4 separate regions of the Homo sapiens genome follow, and regions 1, 2 and 4 are each linked to region 3. A link is a contact called in ENCODE Hi-C or POLR2A ChIA-PET data. All regions are on one chromosome and are shown on one strand. The core of a region is the stretch at or near the end of the contact, and the rest is flanking DNA. Distances in the headings are between cores, read along the strand shown. Region 1 holds the start of COQ9 (coenzyme Q9). Region 2 holds the start of CNOT1 (CCR4-NOT transcription complex subunit 1). Region 3 holds the start of ZNF319 (zinc finger protein 319). Region 4 holds the start of RSPRY1 (ring finger and SPRY domain containing 1).

What was found. A loop is a pair of places that touch in the nucleus more often than their neighbours do. ChIA-PET counts read pairs that join two places held with the same protein, here RNA polymerase II (POLR2A). Pooled maps may share reads with other maps.
Region 1: a map of gastrocnemius medialis shows a loop between it and region 3 (19-fold over the local background). The contact joins the promoter of COQ9 here to the promoter of ZNF319 in region 3. A Hi-C loop is called at or near these places in 2 of 168 maps with a recorded cell type or tissue (gastrocnemius medialis and sigmoid colon), 1 of 37 single-sample maps with no recorded cell type and 10 of 50 pooled maps.
Region 2: a map of B cell shows a loop between it and region 3 (36-fold over the local background). The contact joins the promoter of CNOT1 here to the promoter of ZNF319 in region 3. A Hi-C loop is called at or near these places in 6 of 168 maps with a recorded cell type or tissue (B cell, CD4-positive, alpha-beta T cell, CD8-positive, alpha-beta T cell and 3 more), 6 of 37 single-sample maps with no recorded cell type and 20 of 50 pooled maps. POLR2A ChIA-PET finds 5 or more read pairs at or near these places in 2 of 52 experiments (K562 and activated B cell).
Region 4: a loop to region 3 is called in a map of B cell, with 30 times the contacts of the local background. The contact joins the promoter of RSPRY1 here to the promoter of ZNF319 in region 3. A Hi-C loop is called at or near these places in 1 of 168 maps with a recorded cell type or tissue (B cell), 2 of 37 single-sample maps with no recorded cell type and 9 of 50 pooled maps. POLR2A ChIA-PET finds 5 or more read pairs at or near these places in 1 of 52 experiments (RWPE1).

What each region holds. Positions count from the first base shown.
Region 1 is chr16:57,445,660-57,450,209 of GRCh38, forward strand. COQ9 (coenzyme Q9) reads left to right here and starts at 1,820. Exons shown (of 9, transcript NM_020312.4): 1 at 1,820-1,919. The coding sequence starts at 1,847. It overlaps CIAPIN1 (cytokine induced apoptosis inhibitor 1), which reads right to left and starts at 1,726. Exons shown (of 9, transcript NM_020313.4): 1 at 1,683-1,726. RefSeq lists an enhancer at 1,638-1,932.
Region 2 is chr16:58,626,920-58,631,383 of GRCh38, forward strand. CNOT1 (CCR4-NOT transcription complex subunit 1) reads right to left here and starts at 2,907. Exons shown (of 49, transcript NM_016284.5): 1 at 2,809-2,907. RefSeq lists enhancers at 1,984-2,660, 2,661-3,336, 2,785-2,994, 3,285-3,774.
Region 3 is chr16:57,998,419-58,002,964 of GRCh38, forward strand. ZNF319 (zinc finger protein 319) reads right to left here and starts at 2,254. Exons shown (of 2, transcript NM_020807.3): 1 at 1,075-2,254; 2 at 1-104. USB1 (U6 snRNA biogenesis phosphodiesterase 1) reads left to right here and starts at 2,989. Exons shown (of 7, transcript NM_024598.4): 1 at 2,989-3,163; 2 at 4,061-4,227. The coding sequence starts at 3,066. RefSeq lists enhancers at 1,338-1,607, 2,465-2,634, 2,807-3,101, 3,128-3,227 and silencers at 1,728-1,857, 1,908-2,507, 2,798-3,047.
Region 4 is chr16:57,185,007-57,189,721 of GRCh38, forward strand. It overlaps RSPRY1 (ring finger and SPRY domain containing 1), which reads left to right and starts at 1,323. Exons shown (of 15, transcript NM_133368.3): 1 at 1,323-1,445. PSME3IP1 (proteasome activator subunit 3 interacting protein 1) reads right to left here and starts at 1,033. Exons shown (of 7, transcript NM_024946.4): 1 at 815-1,033. RefSeq lists enhancers at 658-707, 2,019-2,663 and a silencer at 1,408-1,617.

The DNA of each region.
Region 1 (4,550 bases), core at 570-3,069, 550 kb before region 3:
CTCAGTTTCCCTGCCAGCTTTAGCAGAATGGTAGGAAGGCACAATTACAACCTGCAAATGAGACCTAAGAAACCTACTATGTGCCTGTCCCTACACGGGAGACAGACAAGAAGACACTTGTTCCCTGCCCTCAAGAGAACGCTCTGTCTAGACACTTAGACTAAGACCTTAGAGGTTTTTTTTTTTTTTTTTTTTTTTTTTTTTTTGGCAGAGTCTTGCTCTGTTGCCCAGGCTGGAGTGCAATGGCACAATCTTGGCTCACTGCAACCTCCGACTCCGGGGTTCAAGCGATTCTCCCGCCTCAGCCTCCCAAATAGCTGGGATTACAGGCACCCACCACCACACCCAGCTAATTTTTGTATTCTTTGTAGAGATGCGGTTTCGCCATGTTGCCCAGGCTGGTCTCGAACTCCTGAGCTCAAGTGATCCACACGCCGCAGCCTCCCAAAGTGCTGGGATTACAGGCATGAGCCTGGCCCAGAATTTTTTTTAAAAAGTGAGAATCAACAATGAAACAGGAACGTCTCCAGGCATTTGGCGTGTGTCAGGAATTAGGGTTTCAGAAAGGATACCCAAATGTTAGTTTCCACAGGAAAGGCTCATTCAAAGATGGATGGATAGAACTCAGAAACAAATCCTTATGGAGAGGAGTGTTTTACCTAAAACCAGAAATATGGATCTAAAATTTTAACCTTTGGGGTAAGTTTTGGCTTAGGAGGTCTTCCCCGCACCCGTGCAGGGGGGAGCCGGATATTCTGAAAAGACTAGATTTGACAAGGGGTGTGCAAAGCACAACTTTAACAGACACAATGATGGGGTCTGACTGCAAACACAAAATCGACAGAATCACATGCTCTTGTCGTCAGTTACTCTTAGCCCAAAAACCGTTTACTTCTTCCTACTAAGCCTTCTCTGATGACACCCCCGTGAAGTGCTCTGTTAGTGGCTAGACCGTGACCTCCTTGAGCCATCCAGAGCTTGGCACTCAGTAATGTCAGAATGAAGGGCACCAGCCTTTCCCGAACTTGCAGATCCTACAAATCACCCGAGGGAGTGGTTAAAATGAGATTCCTGGACCACACCCAGACCCACTCAATCAATCCTTCTGGACAAAGGCCTAGCTGTCTGTTCTAGTAACAAGCATCCTTCCGATCTGGATACTTAATTATATCAACTCAACACGCTGGGGGTTCGGACAAGTTGCAGGTTCGAAATTACAATCGTGAGCTCAGGTACCCCCCGACTCCAAGGCTTTCGTGCTTTGCTGCCAGGAACCCCCAGGGACCAAAACGTCACGGGGACTGAGGCCCAAGGTCACAACGATTGGCTACTGGTAGGACCGGGTCTCAGAACCAGGTCTCCCCGATCCCAAGCTCGGAGCCGTTTCTCCTCAGCGTGGTGTCCCCGGGGCCTCAGAGTAGGGCCGGCTGCGCAAGGGACGAGGCAGCCGGGGAACGGCAGAAATTCCCAGTCAGGACCCCAGGGAGGTTAGGGCCGGCCCTGGCCCCTCACACCGACTTCTCAGGAATAAACCAGCCGGGGCTTTCAGCGGGGCGGCCGTGGCTGCGTTCCCATCGAGGAACGGGGTGGGAAGAGAAAATGAGAGGATGTGGGAACGAGGGTGGGCCGGGAGGGGACAGTTGAGGGAGCTCTGGCGCTCAGCTGGCCCCCACCACTCTCACCTGCCGCCTGGGCTCGCTCCCGGCTTCTCTCCAGCCGTCGACTCCACGCCTTGCGCCTCTCGCGAGAGGAGGAGGCTCCACGGAGCGACGACTTCCGCCCTCCTTAGGGCCGTGGTCCCGTAGCTACCGGTCGCGTCGCCGTGGGCGACGTGCCCGCTTCCAAAATGGCGGCGGCGGCGGTATCTGGTGCGCTTGGCCGGGCGGGCTGGAGGCTCCTGCAGCTGCGATGCCTGCCCGGTGAGGGGGCTGCCAAGCCGGGGAGAGGCGGGGAGCGCGGAGGGGGCGCGAGGCCGGCTTCAGCTGGGTTCGACGGTGGGGGGAAGAGGCCGTTGGGGCGGCCCACGAGCAAGGTGAGGTGAAGGGCATCGGCGCGGGCTCGGGCGAGCCGCCTGGCTAGCTTCGGCCCTGCTCCGCTGTCTGTGAGGGGCAGATGCAGCGGGGCAGGGCCTGTCACCCCCATTTCATGGAGTTGGCAGAGCCTCAGAGAGGGCTCGGGGTACGAAAGTCACGCAGCCTGAGCCTGTTGGTTACAGAACTGGCAGTCGCAGACCCATTCTCAAGTCCATTGCCAAGTCCACTGGAAGGACAGGTGGACACGGCCACAGAGAGCCTAGTCCATTGTTTCCCGAAAGCCAGCCGTTTCCTCACCACTTCACGAATTCTGTGATACTCTCTTACCACCTTTGCCACTATGTACTCAGTATTTTTATTTTTAAATAGGAGTTCTTAAAGAGGAAACTTTATATCATTGTCATAAATGGAAAACTAATATCGCCTTCCTTAATTAGAACGTATGCATTAACACTTTAGCATACATACATAACTGATGAAACGTTCACCTGTATTTCACCTAAAATCTTCTCATGACCCTCAGTGGTACTACAGTCATACTTTGCATCTGCTCCTTCCTTTTCAAAGTTTTGCGGATATTTGTGCCGTATCTTTCAGTACATGTATTAAAATATTGATATTTTGGCACATACTATTCTGTTTCTTTTTTTTCTTTTTTTTTTTTTTCTGAGACAGGGTCTGGCTCCTCAGCCTCCCAAGGAGCTGGGACTACAAGTGCGTGCCACCCTACTTGGCTTAATTTTGTTGTTGAGACAGAGTCTCACTCTGTCACCCAGGCTGGAGTGCAGTGGTACAATCTCGGCTCACTGCAGCCTCTACCTCCTGGGTTCAAGTGATTCTCCTGCCTCAGCCTTCCTAGTAGCTGGGGTTGTGCCACCATGCCCAGCTAATTTTTTATTTTTAGTAGACGGGGTTTCACCATGTTGGCCAGGCTAGTCCAAAACTCCTGACCTCAAGTTATCTGCCTGCCTCAGCCTCCCAAAGTGTTGGGATTACAGGTATGAGCCACCGCCTAGCCCCCTTTTGTTGTATTTATACAAAATTCCAAACTAAAGATGTGTAGTAAAAGTAATGTCTATGACCCCGCAAATCCACCAAGAGAAATGAAGGTATGTGTCTACAAAAAAGTTAGTACAAGTATATTCATAGCAATTTTATTCATAGTAGCCAAACACAGAAACAGTCCAGTTGTCTAGCAACAGAATAGTATTTTTTTTATGGAATACTATTCTGCAATAAAAACTAAAAATCAGTCAAAGAGAAAGCTGGACACTAAAGTGATAAGGACCATTTTTAATCAGTAATAACTATTGCAATAGGGAAAAGAGTCTAGCATGAACGGAGCCCAACCTTGAGTTTAGAGCATGCAGAAGTCACTGGGTGTTTCAAAGAAAAAATGAGGGAGGAGGGAGGAAGGCAGGTGGGGACTCAGTAGAGTCAGGATAGTGAATAATTATAAATAAGATTGGTCTGCTAGCTGGCAGTTAACAAAGTTAGGATTCTGTTTTCCCACAGGGAGACAAGCCCTATCCTTCTTAAGTGTTAGCCTGAACAAACAGTAAAATTTTTTTTGACAGCCTTGAGTTTTCTCAGGCAGGCACTTTAAAGGGGGGTAGGGTTATCTTAAGGGATGTGGCCCTGAGTGATGCTTATGTTAGTGTGTGTTCAAGTCTTTATAGGCCAAGGTTGAGGCCTAGATAAGAAGAGGGCTCAGAGGAGCCTGGTTAGAGCCTGATCAAGGAGAGAATCTTTGCCAGATATACTGATAGGCATAAAAATATGGATCAATCTCAAAAATATACTAAGTGGTCCAGGTGTGGTGGCTCACACCTGTAATCCCAGCACTTTGGGAAGCTGAGGTGGGAGGGTTGCTTGAGCCGAGGAGTTCAAGACCATCTTGGGCAACATAGCAAGACTCTGTCTCTATTTAAACTTAAAATAAATAAATATATATATATACACACACATATATAGTCCTAAGTGAAAGAAGCTTTACTGAAACATGTACATATAGATGAAATCTTAGGACAGGCAAAACTAAGACAAGCAAAAACTAACCTAGAGTGAAAAATTCAGAACAGTATGAATGGGGAATGACTGAAAAGGCATAAGGGAACTTTCTGGGGTGACAGTAATGTTCTCTGTTTAGATTGGGTTTAGGTTGTGCAAGTGTATACATTTGTCAAAACTCATAGAATGGTACACTTAAGATTTATGCATTTCATTGTGTGTAAATGGCATCTGAATAACAAAACAGTGAACGTAGAAGTCTTTGATGCTAAAATGTTTAGAGGTGAATAATACTGATATCTGCAACAAATGCACTGAAAATCAAGATGGATGAATGAAGAACATGACAGATGTGTTGAACCTAGTGGCAGATATACAGGTGTTCATTCCATAATTCTTTCAATTTGCGTGTTTGAAAATTTTTATAATAGGCTGGGCATGATGGCTCACGCCTGTAATCCTAGCACTTTGGGAGGCCAAGACGGGCGATCACTTGAGGTCAGGAGT
Region 2 (4,464 bases), core at 1,657-4,156, 630 kb after region 3:
CTCCCTCATCCTCCCAAAAAGCTAGGATACAGGCTTGAGCCACTTGCCTGGGCCAAAAAAATTAGTCCCAAAATATGACAGCACTCAATTAGAATTATTGTGGACAAATTCCATTCTCTGGTATTGGGTACCAAAGACGTGTTTGTTATTACACAGAAAGAAATAATCAAGTTCATAAATTCAAACTGGTTAAAAAGAAAGCTTCTCGGCTGGGCACCGTGGCTCACGTCTGTAATCCCAGCACTTTGGGAGGGTGAGGCGGGTGGATCATGAAGTTAAGAGTTCGAGACCATCCTGGCCAACATGGTGAAACCCTGTCTCTATTAAAATACAAAAATTAGCTGGGTGTGGTGGCGGGCACCTGTAGTCCCAGCTACTCGAGGGGCTGAGGCAGAATTGCTTGAACCCTGGAGGCAAAGGTTGCAGTGAACCGAGATTGTGTGCTGCTGCACTCCAGCCTGGTGACAGAGCGAGACTCCATCTCAAAAAAAAAAAAAAAAAAAAAGTTTCTCATAACCAGATCAGAATCTATCCTAAAACATACTCAGAAAAAGTAACATGCAAGGTAATTTGAAATCAGACTTTAAAGCATGTTTTGAAAAGATGGCAAGCATTTCCATTTGTTTTCATAGCTTTTTTTAATGACTTGACTCCAAATAAGAAGGATGTCTTATTATTTAGCTTGACAACATCTATGTTAAAGAGACTAGGATCTAAACCCCGAAGAGAAATTCAGAAACTAGAAAAAAAGAAAATGAACCCGGGGTGTTAAGCTGGGAACCAAAAAGAGCACATTTCAATTCTTTTCCACCGTAATGCCACAAAACCGTACCTTAAAACTTCTAAGATTACAATCTTAGGTAAGAAAAGGAAATATTTTCAGTTACAAATAGACATGTCTTTGCGCCTTCATTCTAGACTTTTTTTTGAGACGGAGTCTCCCCGTCCCCCAGGCTGGAGTGCAGTAGCTCTATCTCGGCTCACTGCAACCTCCGCCTCCCGGGTTCAAGCAATTCTCCTGCCTCAGCCTCCCAAGTAGCTGGGATTACAGGCACCTGCCACCACGCCCGGCTAATTTTTGTATTTTTAGTAGAGACGCGGTTGTGACATGTTGGCCAGGCTGGTCTCGAACTCCTGACCTCTGGTGATTCACCTACCTTGGCCTCCCTAAGTGCTGGGATTACAGGCGTGAGCCACCGCGCCCAGTCGATTCTAGACTTGTTTCCACTAAGACTTGGGGAACCCACACTTGTTGAAAAGGAACTAACTCTCCAAACTAGTTTTATCAACATGCTATCATTTCAGTCAAAGCACAGCTAGCCACCTAAAACCATGTATCATCAATGCATATTCTCCTTAGACAAGGTAACAATTTGCAGTATCCTAAAACATAATTATTTAAACTGTTACCACATGTCTTCTTAATAGCTAAAATACTCTGCTGCCAATCTTTAAAAGGGTAGGAATACCAACCGGGACCACAGATCACTTAAGTATTAAACCCAAGTACCTATAGAAAAAAATTGTTCTTAATCTGTTTGACCTTCCTCCTAATATTTTACTTGCCTTCCCTCATTTTTTTAATCCATGTATTCCCTATTCCTATCAAAGGGGCTGTCATAAGGAAAACGTTCGGCATTGTTTCAAACAGTATAATTATATTCACTCAATCACTGACTTAAAAAAAAAAAAAAACCCAAGTAGTCACAGGCTATCGAATTGTAGAGAAATCGGCAGGGTAGGTTAAGCATTGTTACTCAGTTTTCAGGAAGAAAACAGACTTTATTAGAGTCCTAAGAAATGTGACATTTGATTAACTTCATGGGAAAAGTTTGTCATAAAGTTTATTTTAAATACAACATTTTCAAACGCACAGATGTCAAGCATTCTTTTTTAATCTACAAAGCTTACTCCTCGGGGAGTTAGTATCTGTGAGCCCTCTTGGGTGAATTCTGCAAAGGAGGTGGTACTGAAAAAGTATTATTTGTGTTTGGCCTTAAGTACCTCTACAAGACCTGCCGTGGATCTTATCAGCCTTGAGGCCTACAAGTGCTCAGCTCACTAGCGGGACACTTGTCCTGGGTGAGCAGGACCGCCACTACTGCAGACACCGGACCGAGTAGGTGGGGGCCAACTTCAAAGAAAGTGTGAGCGCCCAGGCGCGCGAGTGGAACAAAACCTGTAGCAAGTAATAAGGAAGTGCTTGCTCCCGCCCGCCCTTCCCATCCGGGGACACCCGAAACCTGGGGGGCTTTGACAACGTGCTGGGGGCGTAAGACGGGGAGAGTGGCAGCTCCGAGTACACGGAGAAGAACTGGAAACATGCAAAAACTCCAAACACGGTCCCCCCCGCCAGAAGCCCTAGGCCTCGGAAGCCGATGCCCACTGCAACCATCAGGGAGCAGAGACAGAAACAGTAGTTAAGGAGGTCGTGGAGGTCTCAGAGGGGTGCAACCCGCGCGAAGCCAGGCCCAGCGACACGAACTGCCGCCGCTGCCGCCCCCTGAGCCTCCAGGCCCGGGACAGAGACCACCATGGGTCTCACCCCGCGCTCTACCCTCCGCTTCCTGGAGCCTTCTCGCTGGCCTCTCATCTTCAGAGCGCGAAGCCTCCGAGAGCCGTGTGGAGAAGAGTCCGCCCTCTCCCGCCTCGTCCCACTTCCCCGTCCCGGCTGCCTCTCACTCCCTAGAGCTCCGGGAAACGCTTCCAGTGGCCCCAGGTCCACCCCTGTTCCTCCTCCCACCGGCTCTCGCGTTCCCAAGCTGACACCGCCACCCTACCCTAGCCCCTGACGCCAACCCGCCTCACCTCAGGCGGCTCCGGCAGCGCTGGACACAGGAAACTCCTGGGTCCCCGACTCCGGCTCTCCTCGACCCCCTCTTCGGTTAACTCCGCTTGTTTCTCTACAAAATGGCGCCGGAGGTCGCGCGCTCACGTCGCGGCCTTTCCCCTCCCCGTTCCCATTTCATCATTCGCTGCCCGCCCGAGGAGGGATGGCCCCAGAGCCAGCCAATGGCCGCGCCCCGCCTGTGGCTTCTACCCAATCACCGACAGGTGCCCGCGGATTTAAACCAATCACACTCTATCACTTGCAGAAGTCGAGGAAGAAATCAGGCTCCTGCTAGCAACTACCAATCCGGCCTCCTACTTCGCGGACTTTGGCCAATTGCCGCTCACCAGGCCCAGGGGACCGGAGTCAGAGCCCTCGCGCCTGCGCTCGAGGCGAGGGCCAATAGGGAGAGGCTGATAACTTCGATTTGGGGCTTCACGTACTTCCCACCTGCCCTGGAGGGCTGCGACCAGTGGGGCTTGGCATTGCCTTTGAGGAACAATAAATTATGGAAGGGGCCCATAACTCCTCGCCACCCTGCGCGGGAACTACTTTGAATTACAGTGAAACAGCTTTCCTCCACTTTCCTTCCTCTTTCGAAATGTCACGGTCCAGTAGACTTCGGGGATTCCCAACCGAAACAATCCCCTCCCCTAGTGTCCCTTTGGCGGGGAACGCCAGCCAGAAAGCAAGCCAGGTTGTGACTAGAGTTGGGGCGCTTTGCATCCTGGGATGTGTAGTCGCGCTCCTCTACCCCGTTCCCATCGCAGAAGTAATGCGTCTTCGTTCGTCGCTGCGCCCTAGAAGGAGCAGTGCATGCTGGGGGTTGTAGTCACCCAGGTGGCCACCTTGTCCTCGCTTGCTTCGCTTTGGTCAAGGGAACTTTCTGTTTTAGTTCTGTCTATTGAAGAAGGGACACCTTCCAGAGACGCCTTCCAGAGACGTAGGAGACGCAAGTTCTCTTCCTGGCTTAAGTCCTAGAAGCCGTCTAAGAAAGGATACCCATGTCCTTTGCTCTCAAGAGAAAAAGCATAGAAACATATTTTGCTATGGTTTGTTTGTTAACTATGATAGTTGGTAAGATTTTATACTCACCTGTACCCAAAAGAGAAAGGATTGGGAAGGAAGTGTTGACTGGTTAGCTCTATTACCTTTTGAAATTAAGGCCGGGCGCGGTGGCTCACGCTTGTAATACCAGCTCTTTGGGAGGCTGAGGCGGGTGGATCACGACGTCAGGTGATCGAGACCATCCTGGCTAACACGGTGAAACCCCATCTCTACTAAGATACAAAAAATTAGCCGGGCGTGGTGGCGCACACCTGTAATCCCAGCTACTTAGGAGGCTGAGGCAGGAGAATCGCTTGAACCCGGGAGGCGTGGGTTGCAGTGAGCAGAGATCGCGCCACTGCACTCCAGCCTGAGCGACAGAGCAAAACTCTGTCTCAAAAAAAAAAAAAAAAAAAAAAAGGCAGGGCGCTGCGGATCACGCCTGCAATCCCAGCACTTTGGGAGGCCGAGGCGGGCGGATCACGAGGTCAGGAGATGGAGACCATTCCGGCTAACACGGTGAAACCCCGTCTCTACTAAAAATACAGAAAAATTAACCGGGCGTAGTGGCGGGCGCCTGTAGTCCC
Region 3 (4,546 bases), core at 1,004-3,503:
AACCAAGCGGACAGACTACAAGGCTCTGCCTACAGGACATGGGGGCTCTTCAAGGGAGGGTCCCAGCAGTGCCGGGGAGACTCTGCCTTCCCCAGTGATCCGTTCTGTAGAGAAGAGAGAAAGTATGAGCTCGAGGAAGGAACAAGCAGCAGTTTCCTGGGCCTTCTCCCTGTCCTGCCCGCACTCACCACACCATCACAAACCACACATCGGGGAAGGCAGAGGTGCTCAGGGCTGCAGGACTCCTCCCTTCTTAGGCAATCAGAGAGGTCTGCAGCCAGCTCAGCTCCTCCAGGCAGAGGAAATGGCAGCGGCCTCCACCCCCACCCACCTCAGTGCCCCGCCCCTGGGCCAGGACATCCCAGCCTCCACAAGTCCCCTCCAGCTTCCTGCCAACCCTTTAGCTGAGACTCACAGGTGAGAGTCCGGGGTTATCTGCCTACAATACAGAATCCTCCTTAAGGCCCGCAGCTCCTCTCCTGTTGCTACCCTGAGTCTTAATACGGGCCACACCACTTAGAGCTAAGGAGGCCAGACCTCCCAGGTCTGAGAGCCCAGTGGCAAATGGCCTCTGACAGTCAATATTTAGGACAACTACGTGGAACCAAGGACCATTTCAAAAACTCTCACCTATGAGGGACTGACCACACCCCTTCAACTATCCCTGACCACAGGCCCATTCTCTCTCCGCGTGACAGGATGGGTGGCCCTACAGGAACCAGAGCCCATAGGTGATGGGGGCTAGATGAGAGGGCCACAGAACCACCCAGGCTTGATGTCCACACAGCAGAACTTCCTCACTCTGGTTCTCTCCCAGAACTCACACACACACACACACACACACACACACACACAAAGTCCTAAATCCTCTGAATCTCATAGTGTCAAGGCCTGCAGGAAAATGTAAGAAACTGCCCTGGTCTGCCTTGGCAATGCAGGATGCAGCATGCTAACCACAGAGCATTTCTCATCACCTCTCTAGAGACAACTCCATTCCCTTACTCCAAGCCTATAAAGTTCTGGGTAATTGTTGGAAGGTAAAGCCCACCCAGCCCAGGCAAATCTCTAACTCACCACTTTGTGGCAGCATGAGGTAATGCCAGCGAGAGGGAGGAACTTTCAGAGTCAGATGCAACCCACTTCCAGGTTCCCAGCTCATCTGCCTCTTACATTTAAAAGTTTGTAAGTTTTCTCCTGAGCAGAGGAAGAAGGAAGGAGAAGCCTTCACAGGACAGTCTGGCCTCTAACTGCTCTGCCAAAGAAATGTAAGAGTCAGGCTAAAAGCTGTCATCCTCAGCATCTTCCGGAAGGGAGGGAGGAGAGGAGCGGCTGCTCTGGGTGGAGGCAGCAGGTTGCTTGAGCAAGCAGGTACCACTCTAAGCCTTCTCGGGACAGAGAGGGGGAAGGTGGGCTTCTCTGAGCGCCTGTAGGTCCGCTGTGCCAACCCACTGTTTTGTTTGCTTTTTCTGGCATGAATGGCTGTCAGACAGTGTCCCCTGGCTTGGTCTGCAGCACCCCCTGCCCACCCTGGCCCTCCTGCAGCAAGGTGCAGCCAGGAAGCCTCTGTGATCACTCCGCAAAGGGGAGAGAGGAGGCAAGGAGAGGCAGGGGAGGCCCCCCACCTGCGCCCCACCCCGTCTCTTCTTCCTCCCTGAGAAACCGAATGAAAGCCGATCACCTCCCGCCGGCCCTGCCTGCAGGCCCAGCTGGGCTGCGTCCTGTCAGCCCTCGTCCGGGATGGCCCGGCCGCTGCGACCCGAGGGCGAGCCCCGAGGGCGGCCGGGCTGGAGAAAGGCCCCAGGGCTACAGGCCGGGCCCAGGAAGCGGCTGCGCCTCGAGGCCCGGCCTGGGCCGCCCAGAAGCTCAAGAGGCCGCTAGGTCGCGGCGGAGGGGCGCGGGGGGGCGGCCGGGCCGGCAGAGGAAGGGGTGCGGCGGGCGCGGGGGTGGCCCCCAGATGCGGCCCCGGGCGCCCCGCCGCTCACCTGCTCCAGGCCGCCTGCAGGGCAGGCGCGGGGCGAGCGGCGACCAGCTGCTCTCTCGGCCGCCCCTTTATTCCGGCTCCATCCGCGGCGGCGCGGCCTACGCGCGCTGCCAATCCCCGGCCTCGCGTAGCGGCTGCGGCCGGACCGGGGGCGGGGGACGGGCTAGCGGCGGCCGGAACGGAGGAAGCGACGCGCGCTGCCGGAGTAGCGGGGCCGGGGCGAGGAGCGCCGGGAGGGCGGGCGGACGGACCGATGGCCTTGCGGAGACGGGCGGACGGGCGGGCGGCGCGGGGGCCAGGGAGGCGGGGCCGGGGGAGGAGCGGCATCCCGGGCGGCGGCGGCCAATGCGGGAGGAGCGGGCGGCGCGGAGCGAGGCCGCCCCCTGCCGGGGACCCCGTGGCCGGGCCAGGTCGGACAAGCCGGGTGCTCCGGGCGGTTTTCGAGTCGCCAGGCCTGGGCGCCTCGACTAACCGAGGAAGGGCGCTCTGCTTCCGGCCACCCCGCTCGGGCTTAGGGGAGGGGGCTCCGGGTGACCGCCCTCGGCCCGGCTCTGCGCAGGAGAGGAGGGGCCTCCTAGAGGCTCTGGTCTGCCACAATTGATCCGCCCCTAACTGCTCAGCTTGGCTTTTAGGGGCTTGGACTTTGGGCTGGTTTGAGGAGGGGGCTCCAGGACCTCTGATCCTGGCCGGGCTCGGGGCAGGCAGGGGTCTCCGCTGGGTCTAGTGCGCTGACCCGGGACTGTCGTGTCTGGTATGTCTGGTCCCGGGTGGCTGCAGACAGCAGCGGGCAGAAAGGTGAGGGCCCTGAGCGATATATGAAATGGGTACACGAAGGCTGGGGAGGTCCCAGCGGGGTGCCGGGAGGCTGCAGGTGACCAGATCCGCGTGCGCAGCCGGCAGACAGCTTGGAGTCGGTGGGCTGAATCTTCACCACTGTCCTGCCGGGTTCCGCCCCTCCCGGCTCCGCCCCGAGGCGGTGCCAGCCCAGGCCCCGCCCCTGGGAGGGCGCTTCCGGCACAGCGGAACTCCGGGTGCCGGTTGAGGTTGCTGGTGGACCTGCTCTGGTGGTCTTGGATGAGGCCCCATGAGCGCGGCGCCCCTGGTGGGCTACAGCAGCAGCGGCTCCGAGGATGAGTCCGAGGACGGGATGCGGACCAGGCCGGGGGATGGGAGCCACCGTCGGTGAGGAGTGAGGAAGTCTCTCCGGAGGGCGCGCGCATTCACCCTAGAGCCAGACGGGACCCGAATGTCTGGGGGTGGAGTGGGGAGGGAGGATGCGGGGCGGCTCTGGGAAGGAAAAGGGGACGCAGGAAGAAAGGAGGATCCAGAAGATATACCCCTCCCCCCCACCCCAGACAAAGCTCCAGAGTGGCCCCACCTGGCTAGGGCCAAGTTGGGAGGCCAGACCTGGGTTCGGGTCCAGCCTCGCGCTGGCCCACTCTATCGCCTGGCACACATCCCTGTACCATCCTAGGTCCGTTTCCTGATTTGAATACAATTGCGATAGTAATACTTGCTAAAGCGTAGGGAGAGCCTTTTCATTCATCCAGTAAATATTCACTGAGCACCCACTCCCTGCCAGGCTGGGGTCTGGTAATTCAGTGGTGAACAAAACCGTCGGCCTTACTTCCTGGGGCTTAGATTCTTAAATGCTAGGCCTTATCTTTGCTGAGTGCTTTACAAGCAGTAGCTCAGTTGATCCCACAATTGCTCTATCAGGTAGACATATACTTTCAGATGAGGCATTTGAGGCCCAGAAAGGGGACATGACTTGCCCAAGGTCATAGAGCTAGAAAGTGCTACTCCAGCTGCAGCCTGTCCAGCTTGGAAATGTGACCCCTGAACCACATTGTTGCATGCCCTGTTGTTTCCCATGGGGACCTTGTGCCCCAGAGTTGGAGACCCCAATGAGACAATACTGGAGAAACAATTTCGCTATCTAGAAGCTGCTTCCAGCACCAGGCTGGAAACACACACTCAGAGCCACCATATATAAGGGGTTACAACTTTTGTGGTATATACAAAGGTAGAGAATGCTAACAGGATAAATGTACTCATTTTTCTTTTTTTCTTTTGCAGTGGCCAGAGCCCCCTTCCCAGGCAGAGATTTCCAGTACCTGACAGTGTGCTGAACATGTTCCCGGGCACCGAGGAGGGGCCTGAAGATGACAGCACAAAACACGGGGGACGGGTGCGCACCTTCCCCCACGAGCGAGGCAACTGGGCCACCCACGTCTATGTACCATGTGAGTGATGTGTGAAAGGCAAGTTGCCAAGACCCATAGACCCGTAGGTGCCTCATGAAGGGCAGAATCTGGCCCCAACTAGAAGGAAGAAACCAGAAACCTCTAACACTGGTGGTGGGAAAGTCATTGACTTAGCAGAGAAAGAGCAGGTTTCAAGAACTGGGGATTTTTCTGTCATCTTGGTTTTGAATTCGTAGCCTAAAATGTGTATTACCTCTGGGTATAATATTCTCCCTGTTCACGAGGAGGTGACCAAAGGAGAATCTGGAGCAGGGTGTCAAGGTCATGCCAGGCACTTTATTTCTGAGAGGGCCCTGGG
Region 4 (4,715 bases), core at 73-2,572, 810 kb before region 3:
GAATACACCAAATAACTGATGAATCGACAAATCTTATGTCACAGGTGGTAGGCAAGAGGTCATCGGGAATTCCGATCACCAGGCTCGCATCTGGCTTCTTGGGTCCCACTCCTGAACTAACCAGTCGGGCTACCCGAGCGTGCGGGAGTCTGAGAAACTGCATTTTAAAAGGGCCCCAGGAGATCTTGTTTTCCACTAACATTAAAGAACCACGACTACGAACAAACAGGTCTCCCCCTTTCCTCTGTGTGGACTGACAGTCACAAGGACCACCAACTCTCAAGCATGACGCTTCAACTCTCTTTGTTTCTTAAGTTTTCTGCAAAACGGGCCAGCTGGCTTGTTTTCCGTAATAGAAAATTCGCTTGGCACAGCAACTGGTACATGGCACACAATAAATGTGCTTCCCATCCTGCACTGCCATTCTGGGATTCAACCATTTCCAACCAGACGCCGCACATCCGAGTGAGTAACCTGGACCTGTTCCAAGACCTCTGGAACGGAGCCTGCTACTCACTTGAAACCTGGGTGGCCCTACCTAGCAGAAAATTGGGGAAACCCCATTAAACGCCCGGCAGTGTTGGGCCCGCCTGAAAGGGTCCTCGCCGCGACCCAGATGCCTTCCCGCGGGCACCCTCAGCTCCCCTCAGGCTGGGCCCGCAAGCCCCAGGCTTCGGCTACTCCGGACAAGGAGCGGGTGCGCGGACTGAGAACAGGCCTGGCCCTAACCCTAACAGCAGCCGCAGCTCATCTCTTCCGTAAGGAAGCTGGAACCCAGGTGTCGCCGCCAGGCCAGGACCGAGGCCGCACTCACCTACCGGCGCGCGGGAGGCGAGACGACCTCACCTCGGCGGCGCCCACCCCAAACCGCCACCGCAGAGCCGCTCGCTCTTAAAAAAGAAAAAAAAATGAAAGGAAGAAAGAAAGAAACAGAGGAAGGAATGAATGAAAGAAAGAAAAAAAAAAAGAAAATAGCCTTTGCTTTTGTATTTCTTTTGACCCTTCAGGGCTTCCTGTTCCTCACCGCCACAATAGAGTCCCGCCCCACTTCCGGCGACGTAACCCAATCCGCGGAGCTCTTCCTCCCCGGGAGCCCGATGGAAATCCGGTACCCTGAAAACGAGCCGGAGAGACTTGATTGGGCCATTCACGCCTCAGGATGAGGACTGGCCAGTCTGCGCCTGGAGGGCGGGCCGGTCCCGCTGATCACGTGACACGATTTTTGAAAGGTGATTGGCTGTCAAGGAGAGGGCTTGCCACCGAGGAAGGGGCGTTTCCTAGGGGACTGAGGGAGGGCTGGGGCGGTACGAAGCGGGGGTGGGCTCTGCGCGTAATGGCAGCGCCGTGGCCTCGCGTCCATCTTTGCCGTTCTCTCGGACCTGTCACAAAGGAGTCGCGCCGCCGCCGCCGCCCCCTCCCTCCGGTGGGCCCGGGAGGTAGAGAAAGTCAGTGCCACAGCCCGACCGCGCTGCTCTGAGCCCTGGGCACGCGGAACGGGAGGGAGTCTGAGGGTTGGGGACGTCTGTGAGGGAGGGGAACAGCCGCTCGAGCCTGGGGCGGGCGGACCGGACTGGGGCCGGGGTAGGCTCTGGAAAGGGCCCGGGAGAGAGGTGGCGTTGGTCAGAACCTGAGAAACAGCCGAGAGGTTTTCCACCGAGGCCCGCGCTTGAGGGATCTGAAGAGGTTCCTAGAAGAGGGTGTTCCCTCTTTCGGGGGTCCTCACCAGAAGAGGTTCTTGGGGGTCGCCCTTCTGAGGAGGCTGCGGCTAACAGGGCCCAGGTGAGAGGCAGCTATCTATCTCCTGGGGTGGCTCCTGGTACCGATGGGGTCCTGACCTACTCAGGGGTGCCCGGGATAGAAAGGGTAGATGAAGGGACGCTTTAGGAGGGTTCTTTTTGTGGAGTTTACGGTCTAGGTGGCACGGATGAGGCATACCTCCCCGGGGAGATTTAGAAACGCCTTGGGATAGAGAGAGAATGGGGCTAGGAAGCAGGAGCTAGAACTAGCGGAATGTCCTACTACGGAAGCCGGAGCTGAAAATTGGGTAAGGACCTTGGGGAGAGGGGATTTCTGGGCGGTGATGGGAAGAAGACACCTCCATCCACAGGAAAGCCAGAGTGGGGAGTAGTGAAAGGGAAACGGGAATTATTCCCTCTCTCTGTAGATCGACCAGGTGTCCCAGACACAGGATCCAACTGCTTCCGGGCTTATTGCCCGAGTGGGGTGGGGAGAGTCTATCCCACCAACACCCCTTGCGTGAGTCCAAATTAGGCATTTGTCTCTCCTGCTGCCTCACTTTCCCCGTCTTTGGGGAGGGAAACCGACTGAGACCGAGGCGGTCGGCTGAGACTCCGAGGTCCTGTCTTGTATAGTTCTCTGAGAGAGGTTGCTCCCCCTGGAGTGTTGTACTTTGAACTTTGAAGGGTTAGAAGTGTCTGTTATCGACTGAGTAGAATCCCGCAGTTTTCCAGGCCCTTTACCTACCATCTGTTCTTGCTTAGTGGAGTGACTTAACCTCCTTAAGTCTCTACTGTAAAATAACCAGCGCAGTATGTGAAAGTACAAATTACAAGCTGCGTGAACGTAAGTTAGTGTGATTCTACCACCAAACGGGTTGCTGTTGAGGAATAAAAGTGAAGGCACTTTCTAAAATGTAAAGTAGTATGTAGAGGTAAGGGGTGGGATTAATACAGTCGTTGTCTGTCACCTGCGGAGTGCTGGGAGCCATATTGTACTGAAAGCTTCAAGGTTCACAGCTTCTTAGGTCATATTAAGATCTAAACCCATGGTTTCAAACCCTGCTTAGATGGGGATGGTGGGATTTCCAGCTTTTGCTCTCAGAGTTTTCATTTACTTTGAACTTCTTATGGTGCTGGCAGGAGTTACCACTGTAATATCTTTTCCTTCAGGAATTATTTTCCCCTAACAGCTGAAATTTTCCTCTAAGTAATTTGATCTCAACATTGTAAACCTCCTCCCCCTTTTGCATATATATATGCATGGCTTTTGGATGTCTACAGGCAGTGAATATCATACTTTCTCCCTCAGTTGTGATTTGTAAAGACTGCCTTTTTTCCTCCACGAATACTATGCGTTGTTGTGGTAGCCCTAGACTATAGATTATGAGGCATGTTGGAAGTTGCTTTTAAATTTCTCTTGCACAGTGGTTCTCTTTATTTTTCCCCTTATGTGGACTTTGCATTTCCTGGGATGGTATCTTGCTTTGTAGATCCCTCTATGAGATTGTAAGAGACTTGTGTCCCTGTATGACATTTTACTAGTGTTTGGTTCGTCGTACTTGTTAGAGATGGTTTTCCAAATATCGGGCAATCATTTCCTGGGATGGTATCTTGCTTTGTAGATCCCTCTATGAGATTGTAAGAGACTTGTGTCCCTGTATGACATTTTACTAGTGTTTGGTTCGTCGTACTTGTTAGAGATGGTTTTCCAAATATCGGGCAATTTATATGGGATTTTTTCCGAAGTAATTTAGTTGTGTTTTTGGTTTTTTTGTTTGTTTGTTTTTTGAGACGGAGTTTCGTTCTTGTTGCCCAGGCTGGAGTGCAGTGGCGCTATCTCGGCTCACTGCAACCTCCGCCTCCTGGGTTCAAGCGATTCTCCTGCCTCAGCCTCCGGAGTAGCTGGGATTACAGGCATGTACCACCACGCCCAGCTAATTTTGTATTTTTAGTAGAGACGAGGTTTCTCCGTGTTGGTCAGGCTGGTGTCGAACTCCCGACGTCCTGTAATCCGCCTGCCTCGGCCTCCCAAAGTGCCGGGATTACAGGCGTGAGCCACTGTGTCTGCCTTTCGAAGTAATTTTTGTACTGCTCTGAATTTTCTGTTTTTGTGATCCTATATTCTGTGGATCTTTTTAAAAACTATAACTGGTGATTGTGAGTTATTTGATCTCCCAGGATGCATGTTGCCCTAACCTACTATTTAATGTCTTTCTATGTTATGCTTTTTTCTGTACTCAGTGACTTTTTTTTTTTTTTTTTTTTGAGACCGAGATTCCCTCTTGTTCCTCAGGCTGGAGTGCAATGGCGCGATCTCAGCTCACTGCAACCTCTGCCTCCCGGGTTCAAGCAATTCTTCTGCCTCAGCCTCCCAAGTAACTGGGATTACAGGCAAGCACCACCCGTGCCTGGCTAATTTTTGTATTTTTAGTAGAGAGGGAGTTTCACCGTGTTGGTCAGGCTGGTCTTGAACTCCTGAGCTCAAAGTGATCTGCCCACCTTGGCCTCCCAAAGTGCTGGGATTACAGGCATGAGCTACTGTGCCTGGCCCTCAGTGATTATTTTCAAGTTATTGATTATAGGAGGTATACCAGCATACTCTATGTGGGCTTCTGCTTTTGTCAGCAAAATAACTTTTCATTTAGTAAGTATCAAAGGGAAATAAAAACTTAGCATTTTGTATAATAGTGTGTTAATCTGTAGTGAATCAGGTAAAAACAACAAATCTGAGTTATGTAGCACTGTGGGGCCTGGAGGCTAAAAAAAAAAAAAGTGTGTTTTGTCAAGAGTTTAACAAACAATTATTCTGTATTTCTTTTTTTCTGTTTTTTCTTTTTCTTTTCTTTTCTTTTTTTTTTTTTTTTGAGACAGGGTCTCATGCTGTCTCTCAGGCTAGAGTGCAGTGGTGCAATCACGGCTCACAGAAGCCTCTACCTCCCAGGCTCAGGTGATCCTCCCACATCAGCCTCCCAAGTA